2 separate regions of the Homo sapiens genome follow, and region 1 is linked to region 2. Evidence: read pairs that join two places in POLR2A ChIA-PET (ENCODE). Cell type or tissue: A673. All regions are shown on one strand. Each heading gives the region's core, and the rest is flanking DNA. Links, peaks and the distances in the headings are about the cores only.

Region 1 (10,317 bases), core at 1,511-9,510, 160 kb after region 2:
TCTGTTTTTTGATTGGTTAACTTTTCATTATATTTATTTTTTTAACTAGTTTGGAAATAGCATACCTTATTTCAATGCTTTTACTGGTTGCACTAAAAATTTTTCTTTTTTTTTATTGTTTTGATACCAGAAGTTTCCTTCTAGCTTCTTGCTAGCTCGTTGTTGAAACAAGGATATTTAAGTAATATTTATTTATATATTTTATATTTAAGTCGTAACTTTAATTCTTTTCTCTTTGGTAGACAGAGTAATTAGTGGGCATTTTTCTATAAAATAAATATAATTTAAAAAATTAAATAAAAGATATTAATTCAAAAAGATGTGAACTGAGTCTTTCAAAGACTACCTCTTGGCTACTAAGTTAAGCTTGAACTCAATCTGTGCATTCAAGTTCTTCTTTATTTGTCTTCAGCTATTCAATTGTTTCAGCAGATTTTTCATTTTGATACATAGTCTATACCCTGGACAAATATTAGTATTTACTTTCCCAAAAGTGTCCTGAATTCATAACTATTTTTGCAAATTCTGAAGTCTCTTCCTAAAATATACTCTGTCCCTCTGTGTTAAAATCCTATTCCAAGACCACTTCAATGGCAGTTCCCCCAGGAAGCTTATCTTTTATCTAGATTTTATTTTCTTCTTTCTTAACTCTCAAAGTTTTTTGTATGGTACAGTAGACTGAGAACAGGTTTTAGATTCAAACAGAATTAGGACGCTCTCATTTTGGCTCTGTTACTTGTTACGAGTGTGTGTGCTTAGGCAGTCTCTCTATGATTTAATTATTTATAATCAGGATTATATTATTTAAAATCGTATCTTATTTTGAGGACTTTAATAAAGTAATGCAATATAAAAATACCCAATGCTCAGTCAGTCCTATTTTTATTATTACCTTAGTTTATCCTATTTTATAGGTGTCTATATTAGTTTTATTTTCCACCAGACAGGTGCCTCCTTGGGAGATGGGATTCTCTCTTACTTATCTTGGTATGAACTGGCATAGTGTCTTATATACAGTATATGTTGAAGAAAGTTTAGTTTTTATGGAAATAAATTGAATTGAATATAACTGTTCATAGACCATGTGTCTGCTGCATGAGGGTGAAGGAGTTTTGGGAATGTTATCCCAAAATATGAAGTTTTGTTGTGCTGATTACTTTAAATTGAAGGCACCTGGGGACCAGCAGCAGCAGGCAGAGGTTTTCTCTGAATTTTTCTTATTGTTTTGATACCAGATACTCCAGAAAAAATTCAATTCATCCTGGATCTCCTCCCCAGGAAACTCATCATTGTGAGAAATTGACACATATCCCAGAAAAAAAGACCGGAAGTTAGCGCCACACCCAGACAGAATTTCTCACTGGTTACCACGTGCTCTTTGGGCCTATTCATTCTCTCCCCAAAATTATTTACTCCCCCTTAAGTGGCCTATATCCCACCACCCCTCTCTTCTATGAAAAGGATATATAAGCTTCTAAACTTCATTGGGTTACTGGGTACTCACTTTTCTTTCTGTGATGCCCCTGTGCACACAATCAATTTGTATGCATTTTGTCTTATTAATCTGTCTACTGTCGGTTTATATTTCATAGACTCAGTTACTGAACCTTCAGAGGGTAGAGAAAGAAAGGTTTTCTCTCTCCATTAAGGAAAAGGAGAAGTAGAGCTACCATTTGCAACTGGAAAGAAAGAGGAACAAAATCATATTGGTATCTTGAAAACTCCAGCTATTAACTAATAACATAGTAATCATCTTAAAATGTATAGGTATTTTATTAACTATCAATCTATCTCCCTACTTACCTACCTACCTACCTCTTTTTTTTTCAGAAACCACACTGTCATTGGAACACAGAGATGTAAGCATGCAAATGATAACATCTGTATATGTTATATTTCATGGAAATGATGTACAGTTTCTTTCCATTTGTAGTCAAGGTTATCATTGTACTATGCTTTAATTTGTAACCAAACCTCTAATTCTCATTATAAATTAACCAAAGTTAAATTACATCGTGATTTATGCAAAATCTGAAAAGAAGTGACTATGTAATTCTCAGAGGATGCTAAAAATCTCGACCGTACAATGCTTTTTTTCTAAGCAGCCTCAGAATCTTCTCTCCTCACCATTTTATATTCACTGAAGAGTCACTTGGGGAGGTAGTCGAATCAGTTAGGAGCATATACTTAGATGCTTGAATTCCCAAGTATTTTAGATGCTGTTTGTATTAAGGACAAATTAAGCTGAAAGTTGTAGTCTGGGGGGCTTTTGGAAAAGAAAAACCTGTGAGCAATTAATGGCTTGTTCAAGTTGTGCTTATGTGGAGAGCACAACCAGGCAACTTGTGAAGCAATTTATAGTAACTGGGGTAAATGAACCATGGTTAGAAGTAGAATTCATAAACTGTTTCCTAAACTGGTAATTAGCTAGAGATGTAACATGTAAAGTCAAAAACTGGAGGTGCTCATAGTACAACAAACCAGACTTGTTCTGTTGTCATTTACAGCTTAAATTAACTGAGTTTCTCAGTGTTATCTCTCGTTGGGAGTTGAGACTTATTTTATTATATTCAACAATTAAGAAAAAAGTGAAATCTAGAAACAAACTGGTGGAGTGGTCAAGAAAAAGAAAATATTTGAAGGACTTTAAAGAGGAGTGTTTAGGTTTTCCATCACCCTAAATTTGGAAAATATTAGGAACTGATATTTTGAGAGTTCCTGAAGTGTTTATCTTCTGATCTTCTGTGTTTAAGTGGATGCCATTAATTTAGATATTTGTGATCATCGTTATACTATGTAAACATACTGTTGAAAATGGAATTATTTGAAAATGTGAGAATTTTTTTCCCATTCTCATTCAACTATTTGGCAGAGTGTGAGTACACTGTTATTCAATAAATTTGCATTATTTTGGGTTATTAATTCTCTTAAAGAGACCAAGCTTAGAAATATGGATAGTACGGTTTACATGTTTGTCCCCTCCAAACCCTATGTTGAAATCAGATTCCCAGTGTTGGAGATGGGGCCTGGTAGGAAGTGATTAGATCACAGATGCAGATCCCTTGTGAATGGTATAGCATCATCCCCTGATGATAAGTGAGTTCTTGCTCAGTTCACTAAATATGTGGTTGTTTAAAATACTCTGGGACCTCTTCCCATCTCTCTTTTTTTTTTTTTTTGAGACAGAGTTTTGCTCTCATTGCCCAAGCTGGAGTACAGTGGTACAATATCAGCTTACTGCAACCTCTGCCTCCTGGGTTCAAGTGATTCTCCTGCCTCATCCTCCCGAGTAGCTGGGATTACAGGAATGCACCACCACGCCCAGCTAATTTTTTGTATTTTTAGTAGAAACAGTGTTTCACCATGTTATCCAGGCTGGTCTCGAACTCCTGACCTCAGGTGATCCGCCTGCCTCAGCCTCCCAAAATGCTGGGATTACCGGTGTGAACCACTGCACCCAGCCTTCTTATCTCTTTTGCTCCCACTCTGGCCATGTGAGGTGCCTGCTTCTGCTTCACCTTCTACTTTGCTTGTTAGTTTCCTGAGGTCCTCACTTGAAGGAGATGCTGGCATCCCACTTCCTGTATGGCCTGTAGAACTGTGAGCCAATTAAACCTCTTTTTCTTTATAAATTACCATGCCTCAGGTATTTCCTCACAGTGATGCAAAAGAGAAATGCATAAAGTGGCGTTGAAAATTATCTATAATCCTCTTCTCAGAGATAACCTGTGAACAATTAGCTGCATTTATTTCCAGTATTTTTAATGTATTTGTGTCCATGCAGACATTTTCTCTTCAAATGAAATTTCTACCGTGTTCAATGATTTCTTCCACTGATAATATACCATTATTTTATCATTGTCCTTAAGTACTCATCAAAAATGTAATTAAAAAAGCCCACAGTGGGCTGGGCAGAGTGGCTCACACGTATAATCTTAGCAATTTGGGAGGTCAAGCTGGGAGGAGTGCTTAAGCCCATGAATTCAAGACAAGCTTGGGCAACATGGTGAGACCCCATCTCTACCAAAACAAATTAAAAAAATTTTCCAGGCATGGTGGTGACAGTGTGCTCTTGTGGTCCCAGCTACTCGAGAGGCTGAGGTGGGACAAATGCTTGACCCTGGAAGGTCGAGGTTGCAGTGAGCTGTGTATGTGCCACTGCACTCCAGCTTGGGTGACATTGTGAGACCCTATCTCAATAAAAGCAAACCTACAATGCTTCTACAATATATCTGTTTTTTGTAAATCTTTAATTTTTCCTATATGGACTATGACTATATTTACTTGCGTTGCCACCATGATTTAGAATGCTTTCAGCTTTTTGCTTTGCAACTCCTGATATTTATTAACTTATTTGTACACACACCCATACACACACAATTTTTTTGTATTGTACTTAAGCATGATGATGATTCTTTTTATATTTGCTTGACATCTTGTTACCAAATTTATGACTATCAGTTAACTGTCATGCTTAATGTGTGTTTGTGCTTTAAACTCTCTTGTACTCCTATGTCTATAGGCCTATTTTTGCCAATTGGCAATATTTTCAGTTTTATTTGTCTCTTTTTTCTCTCAGTGCTCCAGAATCTGTTCCCCAAATATTAATCTCAAGGTCAGTTAGGTACACAGCTGTAGTCAAACGCTCAAGGTCTACTAAGGCTATAATGAAGCTCAACTGGACTGAGGTGAGATGTTTGTCAATTTCCATTTTCTAGTCCTTAGTCGTATCTAGAGGTAAATTTACTCCTGAAAAATTAGAAACGGTATATAGTCCTTCTTTTGCTAGAAGTAGTACACGGAATTACATAATTTCCAGAATCCATGAATTTCAATTTTTCCTCAGTATCACCATTTGTTGACATTATGCTTTATTTGCTAATCACTTGAAATCCTAAGATTTATGTCCTCTCTCACCCCATTGCTGGATTCATAATGTCCAAAAAGTGTTGGATTAGTTCAGATGGGGTGGAATACGGACATAGCATCTTACCACCTTGCAGGTGGGAGGGAGGTTCAAGCCAGCTTCTGTAGTAAGATGCAATTTCTGAATTTAGTAGATATGGACATAAAGTAGAAGTGAGTAAAATTTTTCCTCTGCTGGTTTCTTAATTGACTTCATTAAAGTTTCAGAGGTCTAGCTTTCAACAACTCATTGATAAATTCTTAATTTAGCTCATTTCTATATGAAACGGTGATTCCTCCCAGAAGTCAACAATTCTTAATTTCCAATGCTATATATTCTTAATTTCCAATGCTGCTATGACTGTGTTTTCTTTCCTTTTATATTTTTCTAATAAAATATAATAAAATGCTAATGCTTTATATTTTAAAATTTTTTCTAATAAAAAATTAGCATTCTAAGGAAAAGATGAAGAAGGTGACTCAGGCAGAGTCTTGTGCAGTTAGCTTTCACTGAAATCAGGAAGTCAGTATCTTAATCTCATCATAATGAATGTAAGGCCATTTCCTTCTCATCCCCTTAAGTTCATGGATAGGAAACAGCAAGAAACCATCCCTGAGTACTAAGGCATCTTATATAGTAAGCAGTTTATAGTTACTAAATCTTATAAATTCAGATATAAACCTTTCTTCCTTTAGGTAAACAATGCCATTTAATCATTTTATTTCTTTTGAAAACATAGATATTAATTCACATATAAATTCAAATTGTACATTCTTGATTTATGAATGCTAATTTTCTTTCATTATACAATTTCTTACACACTAAGGAAAACCCAGATACTTAAAGTTTATATTGTTTTACGTTCTTAATATGTAAAAGACACTGTCACAGAGGAAACAACAAAACAGCTTGTTCATTAGCAAACCCAGCATGTAGGTGGAAACAAAGGGACAAAAACAGGGCCCTAATTATACCCATGAATTCTTCTTCCATAGATAAAATAAGAAGACCTTGCTTTCTTCTCAGCAACAGTGTCCTTTAGGGCTTTTGTTAAGAACAGATTTTCCCATATGTCTCTGAGTCAGTATGTGAGCTTCATCATTGTTGCCTAATAAACACAACATGAATTCCCACTAGAAGTCAAATAATGGGTATTTCTAGTGCAATTTTCTATGCGTGTTAAATAAGTTGAAAATTTTGCCTTTCTGAAGCTCCTTTAGTGAGCAGGGGGCCATTATGTCAGATTTTGGACAAGTCTTTGCTTAGATTACAGTCCCATAAAAGAAAAATTATTCTATAATACTGCACCTCCATAGGATAATTTTATTTTTTTTGTATGCAGGATTTCTTAAGCACCAGTTTGAATTATAGTCCATTATCTTCATAACTGTTACCTTACTCTGCCTGGGCATAAAAACTAGTGCTTAAAATATGTTGAAATTTCAATAATTGTGAATAATTTTAAACATATATGACATTCTATGAGGTTCAACAACAGTTTATATATGCACTTATGGAAAGGAAACAAAATAAACTATACCTTTATCAAAAACTATGTATTCTTCATTTTAGCTAAGATTGTCTTTGTCCACAAAAAGTACAGGAAATTGAACATGTAATAATGAAGACTTAATATTTGTGCACTGCTGGAGTGCTTCTGGATGATTATATTTTAACAAAAGTTAATGGCCAAGTAATGGAAATAATGAGCTGGAGTGAAAATCCAATATGAGTTTGATGAGCAGAACATTCTGAATGAAGGTCTGCTAGAGGAGAAAATCCCTGTGGAATATTTTACTTACTAGTACTTCTGGAGTTTATTAGTTTCAGTATGAAAAGGGAAATGATTGATACAGGAACCTAAGTGACTGTGTGCCAGTAATCTTCAAAAGTGAAAGTGATGGGGGGAAAACCTGGAGAGCCCTTAAAGAAAAACAGTGAAAAAAAAAGTCTTTAAAATACTTCATTTCTATTTCCATTAACTCCCCATGTCTATTTGTCTATTTGCACATGGCCTATAAAATGTTAATGGAACAAGTAAATATTTGGTCGGCTAGGACAGGAACCTATTCCAAAGACATTGAGCTAGAAATAGGTAAGGGAGATGAGATTTTCAATGCCAGGAATAAATGACGACAGGTTTGGGGCTCTGATGAACAAAGAATAGTGATTTGCGGACATAGATTGATGAATAACAAATTTATGACATAAAAGATGTAAAAGACTCCTTTAGTCCTTGGAAACAAATCTTAGGTATTCTTTTCCTTAATGACTGGAGAAAGAAAGGAGAATGGTAAGCATTTCCAGACTACTGATAACAGAAATGGATGCCAGTATTCTAAGATTCAAAGGTACAAATTATATTAATACGGTTAGGCTTTGTGTCCCCACCCAAATCTCATCTTGAATTATAATCCCCATAATCCCTATATGTCAAGGGAGAGATCAGGTAGAGGTAACTGAATCACGGGAGTGGTATTCCGCACGCTGTTCTCGTGATAGGGAATGAGTTCTCATAGATCTGATGGTTTTATAAGGCACTCTTCCCCCTTTCCTTGGCACTTCTCCTTCCTGCCTCCTTGTGAAGAAGGTTCCTTGCACCTGCTTTGCCTTACGCCATGATTGTACGTTTCCTGAGGCCTCCCCAGCCATGCTGAACTGTGAGTCAATCAAACCTCTTTCCTTTATAAATTACCCAGTCTTGGGCAGTACTTTATAGGAGTAGGAAAATGGCTTGATACAGATACCATCATTATCACTATCACCATTACCACCACCACCACCATCATCATCGTCATCAGTATCATTATCATTATACATAACATTCACTGAGTACTGAGTAGATGTCATACACTAGGCAATATATTTTACATGTAAAATTTCATTTAATTCTCACAACCCAATCAGCTTACTCTTTTAATTTAGTAAGATAATAAATTAGGTAACTTACTGAAACCTCATAATCTGCAGGATAAGCAGAGCAAGTAAGTCCTCTTTTCATACACTGGTTTATACTTTTACCAACAACGTTAAAGTGCTTTGCAAATCATAAACGCTACGAACTCATAAGCAGTCATCATCATTATTAGTAATAATGTGATTTACTATCTGAAGGGAGTTCATATTGATCATTCTGTGATATAAATAACAAACAAATGTAAACAAATCTTAGCTCTGATGTAATCCATTTTCTTGTATATTTTAGTTGTATCATTTAGGGCCAAATGAATGAAATGTTTGGTAATATATAAGCAGGCAGCTAATTTGTTAATCATATTTTTTTCTAAAAGTCATATTATTTTCTAGTTATCAAATTTTCAACTTTAGAATAATGATTTCTAAATTTCCTTAGCAAAATATATACACATAAAAAATACTGTGTTTTGAAGACACTGACCTTCAAGAAAACAAAGAAAACTAAACCTGGCAGATTTACTCAAAACGTGGTAGAAAAAAATGAGCCAAATGGTTATTTGGCACTCTGTTGACAAATGACGAACTATAACCTTCAGTTGTTCTATCATTTTCAATCATTTTATTTACAATTTAGAGTTAAATTTAAGTAATGCTAAATTAAATTTACCTTTGAGATTTTCTGACATATTTTCAGATGATTAGATTATATTTTCCTGCAATTAAGACTATATATTACATTTTTATGCCATTGCTCTGGACATAATTTTATGCTATGAAAGCAATTGACGTATTTTGTTTTTTTAAATATTTCTTTTTGATCTTATTTTATTATATTTTTGAGACAGGGTTTTGCTCTGTCATCCAGGCTGGAGCTCAGTGGTATGATTATGGCTCAGCTAAACCACCCAGGCTCAACCCATCCTCCCACCTCAGCCTCTTGAGTAGCTGGGACTATAGGCGTACACCACCATGCCTGACTATTTATTTAAGTTGTTTTTTCTTCTTTTTTATTTTTTGTAGAGATAGGAGTCTTGCTGTGTTGCACAGGCTGGTCTCAAACTCCTGGGCTCAAGTGATCCTCGCATCTTGGCCCCCCAAAGTGCTGGGATTATAGGCATGAGAACTGTACCTGGCCTGAATGTCTCTTTCATAATATACTATTATGTTAATTCCTTTTCCCCAATATAATATTATTATTTATTTCTTATACAGAAACTGCCATTTGCTGTTTCAATAGTTCTTTGGAATGAACCCAAAACAACAAAATTTTTATTGAAGGACAACACTAACTCATTCAACATTTTTGTCTCAATTGTTGTAGGTTGGATGAGTGGGGCACATATTTGATGTAGATCATATGAGTGATATTTATATTTATATTCCAATAAAATAAGCCATGATTTGAATCTCCACACCCAATGTAAGTTATAAATTAAAAAATGACACAAACTTTTTGAAGTCTTAACAGTTTTCTAACACCTCTGTTTCCATTTAAATTTATATTTAGAGCTGTAATCAAATGGTTGGTGTGCATTATAACAGAAAAGCAATCTAAAATTTCCTCAAGAAAATAAGTTGTCATTGTAACTGAGACTTCTTTTAAAGAATGTAAAATATAGGCATTTGACATTGTTAAGTTTCTAGTCATAATTTTAGAATGTACAATTTTTCAACTATGTGTCTTCTTATATTATGGAATTCTGCCTATTGCTGTTGAAATCTTAGCCTCTTATTTAATATTAAGTGTTATTATTTTTTGTAGTGAACTACATTTTTCTTCTTAAAACCTAGGGCTGCCAGATATGGTAACAAGTCATTCAATAATAAAAATGGTATTTTGTAAGTGTGCCTGTCAATATTAAGAATAAAAATGCAATATATGTCTGGGCTTTGTTATTCAATAAAGCCAGTTTATTGACCTAAAACATGTAGATCAAGGTAGGCAGAATGCTAAGGAAATGTGGCTGAGCCTTGCTTTTACTTGAATAAATTAAAAAAAAAAATTACATTTTAGCCTTCTTCCTAAACAACACTTTGACTGGAAGTATTGACATCTAGAAAAAATTGAGTGATCTGAGTTTCAGGTCAATGTATCTTTCTCACTAACCCCAAGGGTTAGCAGTAAAGAAAGGAAGAGAAACAAGAAAGTTGAAAAATTCACAAACTGTATTTTTCAACATCTGAAAAATAAAAAATTTAGTAAGCTTATGTTGTTGTAATAGAATACTCATAATCCTGTTACTTCTCTCAATACTTTTGCTTTGGTAAAAGAGGTTCCACCCTAATTTTTTAAACTCACCATGTGTCATTTTTCAACAGTTGATGAAGAACATTCTTATTGTGAACTGAAATAAATAGGACAAAACTCACATGCCACCCAGAAACATAAAACAAAGTCATGCATTTCAGATAGAATGTTTTGCGTAGATAAGGCATATATATTTTAATGACACTGTAAGCTTTTTAATACGTCCAGAAAAAATAACCTAGCAGTG
Region 2 (10,317 bases), core at 1,243-9,242:
AATGCCTATGATTATTGTTTATTCAATGACTGCTCCATGTTCTTTCCATGTTTCCTCCTTTGTCTGATTTTTAAAAATGTAATTAGTCTCTTTGGGGAAAAGGGGTTACATATTCATTCATTTGTATAGTTAATCTGGTTTAGATCTGTGTCCTCACCCAAATCTCATGTCAAATTGTAATCCCTATTGTTGGACGTAGGGTCTGGTAGGAGGTGACTGGATCATGCAGGCAATTTCTCATGGTTTAACACCATCCCCCTTGGTGCTGTCGTGGTGGTGAGTTCTCCTGAGATCTGGTTGTTTACAAGTGTGTAGCAGCACCGCCATCACTCTCTTACTCCTGCTCTGGCCATGTAAGATGTGCCTGCTTCCCTTTTGCATTCCACCATGATTGTAAGTTTCCTGAGGCCTCCTCAGCCATACTTCCTGTACAGCCTGTGGAACTGTGAGCCAATTAAACCACTTTTCTCAGGTTAAGGTAGTAAACAAGATAGGGAAGGTGACTGCTTATGACTTTTAAAGAGAAGAAAGTCAATAAACAAGTGAAAGATAATTTCAGATAGTAACAAACGCAATGAAGAAAAAAAAGTGGTGAAAATTGGATGGGGAAGAGGTAGGCAACATTTGATAGGGAGTTGAGAAATAAATAAGAAGGAGCCAGCCAGCCACATAAACAATATGGGCAAGAGTTTTCCAGGCAGAGAACAGCAATGGCAAAATTTGTAAGTGTTAATGAGTATGGCAATTGGAGCATAGCAAAGCAAGAGGAGAGTGGAGGTGATAATGTCAGAAAGATTAGCAAGTGCCAGTTTATACAGGGATTAGAAGGCAATAGCAAGGAACTTGGATTTTATTTTGAGTGTGAATCAGAAGCCACTGGATAGCATATGAGAGAAGTCCAAAGAAAGAAGCCATTGAAACGATAAGGCAAACATTTGATGAAAGCTCTCAAAGGCTGTAGGACTGTTTTGGGGAAAATCTAAATCATTAAAAACATATGAGTATTTTTTCTTAGCAGTAAGGTTTTGTAACAAATGTAAATTGTGATGCTTCAGGCAGTTACTTTTTCAGTAGATTCTGTCAGCATGGTTTCAATGACAGTGATAGTTTCTGAGGATCCTTTGCATGCTGGTCTCTTGCGGTCTTACTTAGAGCATGATTATTTTTCCATTTGCATTGTAAGCAAAAGCAAAAATTAAACCATCCTTTCCCCACACAAGCCTTATACAAAGAAATTTAATGACATTGATCCTGATAAGTATAATTTGTGAATATGTGATTGTCGTTTGAAGACTTGAACTCTGATGCCTTCATTTTGTATGTAGCTCTGTAATAGGTTCAGACTAGTGAGTTGTGAGCCAAAAGGACTTGTGTCATTTTTGGCTGAAGCTTTTAATTGCCAACGTAAGACTCCCTAGAGCACTATGTTTAAAAGTTTATTTAATAATGTTTTTTCCTTTTTATAAAAACAAACACTTCCTGGTCAGTTATCACAAACTTCAGGTGAAAGGTAAATTAATCAAGATTTCCAGGCAGTAAAGTAGGCATAAATATTTAATGTAGTTTTACATGAGTTGAAGTTGTAGACACTTGTAGACACTTTATATAGTCCACTATAAAAGTAATGCTGTCCATCCATCGAAGGTGATCCTGAAATGGAAAACAGATATTTTAGGATGTATTTTTACAAACTGGTACGAATAATTACAAATAGGTAACTTGTTTATTTAAAACTTCACGCAACCTAGATGCTATCCTGAAATTTATTTATTAAACTACTATTGCATAAACACTAAGAACAGATGAGCTAATGAAATCCTGTAGGAAAATACCATATGAGGTGCTAAAATATGGAAAGTACCATGTTTGTACAAAGTTTTCTATAAATCCAATATTGGGTTTACTGTGTATGTGTCATTAGAATTCTGCAATGCAGACTAACATCAAGAAAATAAAGTGTGGCTATATGGACTTTTACATTTGTTCAGTCTCACTATTCACTTATTAATGATTAATAGATATCCTTGTAACTTATTTTCACAAACCTATCACAGAGTAAATTTGAAATTGTTATTTCCAATGACACACTAGGACAACACATTTATAAAGTCATTCTCTTTAAGACAGGTGCAACCTTGACAATATATGGGTAAACTCTAGGGCACTTTAAAAAATATTCTTCTTCTGCAGTATAAATTTGTACTTGCTTTATTTATTTAGATTCTCATGATTTTTCTGGAAACCAACATGTTCTACAAGACATGTTTCATGATCATGGAAATAAGCCAAAGTTGACAAACATGTATCTGGGCTCATTAATTTTATATTTAACTAAATGAGCAAATCAATATTCTCCTAAGGACTTGAAAAACAATGAATATTACACACTAAGTGCTTAACTTAGGCAATGACTGATATATAGTGGAGAAAGAACTGTCAGTGGTTTCCTGATGGCTACTAGCTTATGCTCTGAGGATTTCTGCTATACAACTGTAGGAAGAACATTTACCATTATGCAGTGTGCCATTGGAGTTCAGCACAGACTGAAAGATGACTGCTGTCATACGGTGACAGTGAACTTGGTACTATCCCGATGCCACCATCTAACTCATTTGGAGAAATGGAGACAGTGGGTTATTGCAGAAGCACTTAAATAGAGCAGTCCCTGGCGGGGGTCGGGGGGTGTGGGGCGGGGTGTTGATAATTTGTAACAGATGTTCCATATAATGGATGGATTACAGGGAGAGTGTCTGTAATGCAGACTATCTTGTTCAGTGAGGTATGATTGATGCTGCTTATTATCTTGACTTAACATCTGTGAGCTGAAGTTTTGAAACAAATATGTGAGCTTTGATTTACTGATTCATACAGATCAGGTGATAAAACATCTTTGCAACAGTGATTAAGTATTTCAAATGAAGTTTACTAATAACAGTTCTATTTCTTGAGTTAGTATGAAAGAAATAATTATATGAATCAATAACCTCTTGAGCAAAACATATAATTCAAGCAGGCTTGTTTTATGCCATTCTTTTTTTGTGATTAATGAACATTTAAATTAACCAAATCAGAGTGCTGACAAATGAGAATGCTGACACTTCAGTATAATTACCCTATGTAACTTGCAAAATATTTCCTTTTCTTGAGATTTTGTATGTTTGTCCTAGAATGTTTTACAGTTAAAGACAATTCTAGAATAACTTGAAAGTCATTCACACTATTCGGTTTTATTGTTTAAAAAATCTGACTATTTTATTTGATTATTCTACTTTGCAATTATTTTCAAATCTTTTAGTGTCATTGGTGGTGTTTTGAAAGGCTTTCTACTCTTTATTATAATTTTTGCATTGCTTTACTGTCAACTGAAGGTATGGCAAAGTCCTATGTAAACATTAACAGAATGCATATTTACATTTTATAAATATTGAATACTGTGATTTAGCTCCATTTTATAATAAATATTTATTTCTTATTTTATGTGATATAAACCTGATGACTATTACATAGGCATATAGTGATGATTATCACTGATATGAAAGCAGTACCCTTGAACTATGACCTCTAAATATGACGTGGTCTACACATATTATCTAGAATGAAATATAATTTATATATTTAACTTTCTTTTTACTCAATTATATCTTCTTGGTGATTTTGTTTAACTACACTTGAAGCTCTTCAGTGTTTACTTCACACATGAAAAGTCCTTCTGTAAACTAAGATATCCATTACAATTTTGCTCAAGGATGGATGTCAACACAATGGAATATTTAATAATATAAATAGATGTTAATATGTGCAACCAACTTCAGGAAACGAATGCAAGATTTCATCAGCTCAGTTAACTGAATATACTGAGATGGCCCTAATGGTGATTCACAGCTCATCCTAATGACAGCAAACTGACAGAGAACCCAATTATGCCAAGCCTATCAACGTGCCAATCTGAGACATGTTCAGTATTCAAATGCCTGAGGAAGGAGAGGTAGTCAAAATGTACTCTATCACCATTAGAATGTATTATCAAATTGTAATTAAATAAGATGGACACAACAATCAGAATATTATTGGATATTTCTGTCAATAGATAATGAGCTTAGATCACCTATTGGAGAAATATAGACTATTTCCCTCCTATGAATACCATAAAGAACAATGGTTCAGCTATTTAATCTTAAAGATAAGGGACATGGAAATTCTTCCTAGATTTGAGAATATCAACAATATCTACCAGTTACCAAAAACCAATTTACTGTTTGTAACCTCATTTCATTCTTTTATGTAAACCAGAAAATTAAATATTATTTTCCCCTCTTCTTCTTCTTCTTTTTCCTCTCCTCTTTCTTCCTCCTCCTCTTCTTCCCCCTCCTCCTCCTCCTCTTCTACCCCCTCCTCCTCTTCCCCCTTCTCCTCCTCCTGCTGCTGCTGCTTCTGCTTCTCCTCCTTTTCCCTCTTCTCTTTCGCCTTCTCCTTCTTCTTTCTCCTTTTTTTTTTTTTTTTTTTTTTGACAAGTGAGGAGATTAAGTCCAAAAGAGGTAGGATGACTTGCCTGATTATTTAGTTAGTGCCAGAGTGAGAATAAAATCCCATCCTGGGTTATTTTTCTAATGCTATACTGATTGGTTGGGTAAACAGATTATCAGGCATTTTAAAAATTTTGAGTCATTTTTTAATTAAACTACTGAAATTCAACTAATATTTACTAAGTAAGTATCAGCAATAGACTAAACCCAGTGCTAAATGTTCTGGTAATCCAAAGACCTTGATTCTACATTTGCAGCAAAGATACAAGCAGACCTTTTCTCCACTACTTTTTGCTCACCTTGAATTTATGCACCTTTACTTTTCCACTCCCATAAATAACCTGAGAATTACCCTTTATATCTCATCTTTACAATGCCTACCCATTTTGAATCTTGTAGAGGTTTCTTTCATAATGAACTGTTTTTTCTAAAGCTAGGAACTATTTTTCCCATCTTCCTAATTTGTTAGGTACCCCAGCAGATTCATAAGTTTCTAAAGGTAAATTTACTGATATACTCAATCAATAATACAGAGTAGAGACCTATGTACTCATGACAGCCAATCTTTACATGTAATGTTCTATGAAATCAGATTTTTCCCATACATACTAAGCAATAATATTTATATATTTTAGTTTTGTAAAATGAAAGAGGAGAGAAATTTATTTAAAAGATTTTTAACCAAGAAAAAGCCTTTTTTTTCTTGGCATTAAAAAGAATCATCTGGTGTTCAGTTTTTTTCCCCTACTCTTTCACCTCACTTGCTGTAACTCATTAGAGAGCTAATCGTCTTTGTAATTCCAAATTAAGGAGTACTTAGTGAAACGGAGACATTACCTTTGCCAGGTGTTTGGGAGGACAAAATTCAATCTGCAGTAAAAGTCAGCAAAAGTTTCTTCCAATTAACGCTAGTCCTTCCTCTGTTCAATCTGCATGGATTTTGTATTGTTCAGTGAAGAAGCATTCTGGGACCAGACTACATCGTATGTAGTGTTACACCAAATCAAGAAAATAATTAAGAATTTAGTATTTTGGAACACAGACTGAAATAAAGTACGATTGGGGAATAGAGACTAGAGTGAACTTACCAATTTTACTTTTGTCTTCTTAGGAGATGTGACCAGTCAGTCAGTGGGTTGCCTTTCAGAGTAACTTCTACTTGGAACTTGAATTCTTTCTTTTCTTTTTTTTTTTTTTTTTTTTGAGACGGAGTCTTGCTCTGTCGCCCAGGCTGGAGTGCAGTGCTGTGATCTCGGCTCACTGCAAGCTCTGCCTCCCGGGTTCACGCCATTCTCCTGCCTCAGCCTCCCCAGTAGCTGGGACTAGAGGCGCCCACCACCACACCTGGCTAATTTTTTGTATTTTTAGTAGAGACGGGGTTTCACTGTGTTAGCCAGGATTGTCTCCATCTTCTGACCTCGTGATCCACCCGCCTTGGCCTCCCAAAGTGCTGGGATTACAGGCGTGAGCCACCGCGCCCAGCGGAGTTCTTTCTTGGTGACCACATTTGGGTTGTCAAAAACAGGCCATATGAAGTGTATATTCCCTAAAAGGCTGTACATTCCAGGCTTTACAATTGTAGGAGATCAGTGAGAGAGGTGAGAGAAACTATAGGGAAAGGAGCAGGCCTTCTGAAAGGCCAGAAGGCTCTGCATAGCTTCGGGGGAGAATAGCTGAAGGCAATGCAGGCAATCAGAGGAAAGGCAGCTACAGTCGGGGAACTTATAGGAGCATGTCAGCTAGTGGAGACTGAAACACACAAAGCCAGATATTGGCTGTGGCATTAAAGCCTCCTAAAGTGAAATGGGAGAAAAACCCAAATTGTTTTCTATGCTGAGAGCCAGGTCATGTGAAGCAGGAATGCCCCAATAGTAAAGACCAAAGTCACTCAGGAAAAGAACCCCCTTTTATATGCCCCCAATGTAAAAAGGGGAAACATTGGGCAAATCTCTGCAAGTCAAAATTTGATAAAAATGGCAATCCCCTAAGCAGTCAGGCGGGAAACTTCATGAGGGGCCAGCCTCCATGTCCTGTTCCAAACTGGGGCAATGCCAGCGGCTTTCCTCGGTCAGATGGAAGGCCCACAGTCCTCTCTCTCAGAGCAGCCAGCTCTGGGAGTGCAGGACTGGACTTAACGCTGCCCCAATGAGTGAGTGCTTAAAGAAGGAGTAGGTACAAGGGAGTGTGGGGGAATTTATCTTAAACAGCCTTGTTTATTTATGTTGACTAGGAATTGACCTTTGATCATCCGTGCACGTGATGTTCCCTGAACAGGGAAAAATAAATGTTAATTACCTACAGGTTATATGGACTCCAGGTTTTTGGCATTGTGCCTGCACTGAATAAAAGCAAGCAGCTCCAGCTTCTCAGGGCTCCTCTCTGGCCACTAGAGTCAGGCAATCACCTAGCTGCTCTTACACTGCATACCTGTGTCTGAGTACTCATTTCATTCGTAGGCCAGGGTCTGTGGGACAGACCTGGCAGGTGGTGCCCCATGTGAGGAATGCTGCAATGGATTGTGACGGAACCCTCAAAAAACGAAAGTGAAGTGAGTGGGCAGTAAGTAATTGGTACCCACTGGGGATTTCCAAGTTCGAGGGCATTCATCATGGGACAACAGTATATAAAAGTATTGAAACAGCTGCTTAAAGCTAGCAGAGCCTTGGTCTCTGAAGCCCAATTAAGCGACCTAATGCAAACTGTTGTTTTTCCATAACCCATGGTTCCCAGAAGAAGGCACACTAGACCTAGAGCTCTGGGAACAAGTGGGAAGAAATCTTAAAAGACATAATGTACAAGGGCAATGGGTCCCAGTAATATCTTTAACATTATGGGCCTTAGTTAGGGCTGCTTTGGCCCTGCTCTACACGGAAGAGCCTAAAAAGGGAGGGGAGGAAGAACCATCATCTACCTTACCGCCTCCTCCTCCCTCAGCATACTCCTCGCCCTCTGCCTCAGGGTCAGAGAACAGCTGCCTTCAGCTATTCTCCCTGAAGCTATGCAGAGCCTTCCAACCTTTCAGAAGGCCTGCTCCTTTCCCTATAGTTTCTCCATCACTCTGACTGATCTCCTACATCACATGACAGTAAATTACTACTCAGTATTCAAAAGGCACGCCAAAGCAGTCTAGGTGACAGTCACAGGAAACAGAATGCGTTCAGAAAAAAAAGTCTGATTTTAGATGTGTCTGTACAAAATATATAAATAAATGGGATGATTTTTCCAAACAATTCAAACAAATGAACAGATACAATGTACTTCCAATATTTTGCTTAATATTTGTGAGTTTAAGACCATCTTTTTTAACATTAAAGGCCATTTTGTTTTGTTTTCATGACACTTGGTATAATTTACAGATAAGTAGGCAAAAACAACAAATATCAAAGAGTTAAAGAATTTTAGCAATGGGAATGGTCAGGCACATTTTCAGGCATGTGGGAGTTTTGGTTTTGCCCCAGAATTGGGGCAATTGCAAAAAATTTAAAAATGAGAGAATGAGAAGAGATTATGCAGAAAGAAGTCTATCGGTGCTCAGTTTTCCTGGTGGCATTTTATTTAGAAGTCCTTCTTCTTCTTTTTTTTTTTTTTTTTTTTTTTTTAAATTCTGGGATACATGTGCAGAATGTGTAGGTTTGTTACATAGGTATACACATGCCATGGTGGTTTGCTGCACCCGTCAACCTGTCATCTACATTAGGTATTTTTCCTAATGCTATCCCTCCCCTAGCCCCCAACCACCCCCACCCTGCTGGCAGGCCCTGATGTGTGAATGTTCCCCTCCCTGTGTCCATGTGTTCTCATTGTTCAATTCCCACTTATGAGTGAGAACATGTGGTGTTTGGTTTTCTGTTCTTGTGTTAGTTAGCTGAGAATAAGGTTTCCAGCTTCATCCATGTCCCTGCAAAGACATGAACTCATCTTTTTTTACGGCTGTATAGTATTCCATGGTGTATATATGCCACATTTTCTTTATCAAGTCTATCATCGATGGGCATTTGGGTTGGTTCCAAGTCTTTGCAATTGTGACTAGTGCTGCAATAAACATACATGTGCATGTGTCTTTATAGTAGAATGATTTATAATCCTTTGGGTATATACCCAGTGATGGGATTGCTGGGTCAAACGGTATTTCTGGTTCTAAATCCTTGCAGAATCACCACACTGTCTTCTACAATGGTTGAACTAATTTACACTCCCACCAACAGTGTAAAAGTGTCCCTGTTTCTCCATATCCTCTCCAGCATCTTTTGTTTCCTGACTTTTTAATGACCACCATTCTAACTGGCATGAGATGGTATCTCATTGTGGTTTTGATTTGCATTTCTTTATTGACCAGTGACGATGAGCTTTTTTTCATGTTTGTTGGCTGCATAAATATCTTCTTTTGAGAAGCGTCCATATCCTTTGCCCACTTTTTGATGGGGTTGTTTTTTTCTTGTAAATTTGTTTAAGTTTCTTGTAGATTCTGGATATTAGCCCTTTGTCAGATGGACAGATTGCAAAAATTTTATCCCATTCTGTAGGTTGTCTGTTCACTCTGATGATAGTTTCTTTTGCTTTGCAGAAGCTCTTTAGTTTAATTAGATCCCATCTGGGCATGGGCAAAGACTTTTTGACTAAAACACCAAAAGCAATGGCAACGAAGTTCTTCCTTTCTAGCAAAACCCATGGCACCTAGATAAGAAGTCCCACAAGATGTTCTGAGGAAGTAGTCAGTAGAATTTACTATTTTGGATGCATGGCAAGATATGGGCCATCAGAGGAAGTTCAGACTTTTCAGTAAGGTTTGTGGTCATTTAGGCCAAGGTGTAACATAGAAAGTCATTACTAATACTATTGTCTCATGGTCATGTGGTCAAAGATTAGTTACTTTTAGAGGATTTGTGAATGTGAGACCTATCCTTAGAGATAGATGGTAATGACAAAGTGCTGTCTTTACAAGCTAATGTAGAATATCTTCATTCTTTCTTGGGCTACCAAATGACAACAAATCCTTAAGTTGCGGTGAGTATATCATCTTGATAGAAATTCTCTGACTCCTAGGCAAAGTTTGTCACGCCATTCTCTTGTTTCTTACAGTACTCCTTTCTTTCTTCCTCCCTTTTACCCTACTCTTTCCCTACCTCTCTCTTTTTCCTTTTTTTCTTCCCTTCCACAAACATGTATTATTTTTCAGGAACTATAGTGTATCAGAAACTAAATGGTTCTAGGGGATATCATGATCAATGAAATTGAAACAATCTGGCAATTGACAGTGGAAGGCAGTATAGTAATTTAAAATGCTGGTCTGCCTGGAGTCTACTCACTATTCTTCTACTTGTTAGTGACATTCAAACATTTTGTGGTTTAACATAGAGAGGTTTAAGTGACATTCTTAAACCTCTCTATGACTTCCTTATCTTCAAAATGGAACTAAAAATAGTACGTTTTTCATATTGTTTTTATGTGATATGCTAAATAAAGTGAAATAATTATTATAATATGGAGCCTTTAGTGCAGTGCCCGACATATAGGAAGAACCTGATAAATGTTAGCTATGTTTATTATTAGTAATGAAGCTGATGGTCAGAGAGCAAAATGTGCTGCTCATACATGGGTAACAGCACATCTCACATTATGCTGTAAAAAGATGTGTTTTTCCCTAAAATAAAGTTGTTCATGTTTAGCTAGATCATAGCTCGATGCCTGCCACATACTATGTGCTCTATAAATGTTTGATGAGTAAGTACTGAATGAACGAAGGGATAACAAGGTTAACATTAAATGACTTACACAAAGTTTCACAACTAGTAAG

Evidence for each region. ChIA-PET counts read pairs that join two places held together with the same protein. Peaks named below come from ENCODE experiments on the same cell type or tissue, not always from the same donor. Only the 100,000 strongest peaks of a DNase experiment are listed, where the experiment ranks them.
Region 1: POLR2A ChIA-PET joins it to region 2 with 10 read pairs; 2 of 35 experiments call an interaction of 5 or more read pairs at or near these places.

What each region holds. Positions count from the first base shown.
Region 1 is chr11:100,076,180-100,086,496 of GRCh38, reverse strand. All of the region lies in intron 13 of CNTN5 (contactin 5), which reads right to left. The region is part of intron 1 of LOC105369456 (a long non-coding RNA gene); the gene reads left to right. Among named protein-coding and RNA genes, the nearest start is that of ARHGAP42, 610 kb to the left of the region's middle. In A673, for the core only: no CTCF peak of the experiment used is centred there; DNase peaks (open chromatin) are centred at 5,476 and 5,896; H3K4me3 peaks cover 355 bases; H3K27ac peaks cover 2,934 bases.
Region 2 is chr11:100,232,598-100,242,914 of GRCh38, reverse strand. All of the region lies in intron 16 of CNTN5 (contactin 5), which reads right to left. Among named protein-coding and RNA genes, the nearest start is that of ARHGAP42, 450 kb to the left of the region's middle. In A673, for the core only: no CTCF peak of the experiment used is centred there; a DNase peak (open chromatin) is centred at 2,664.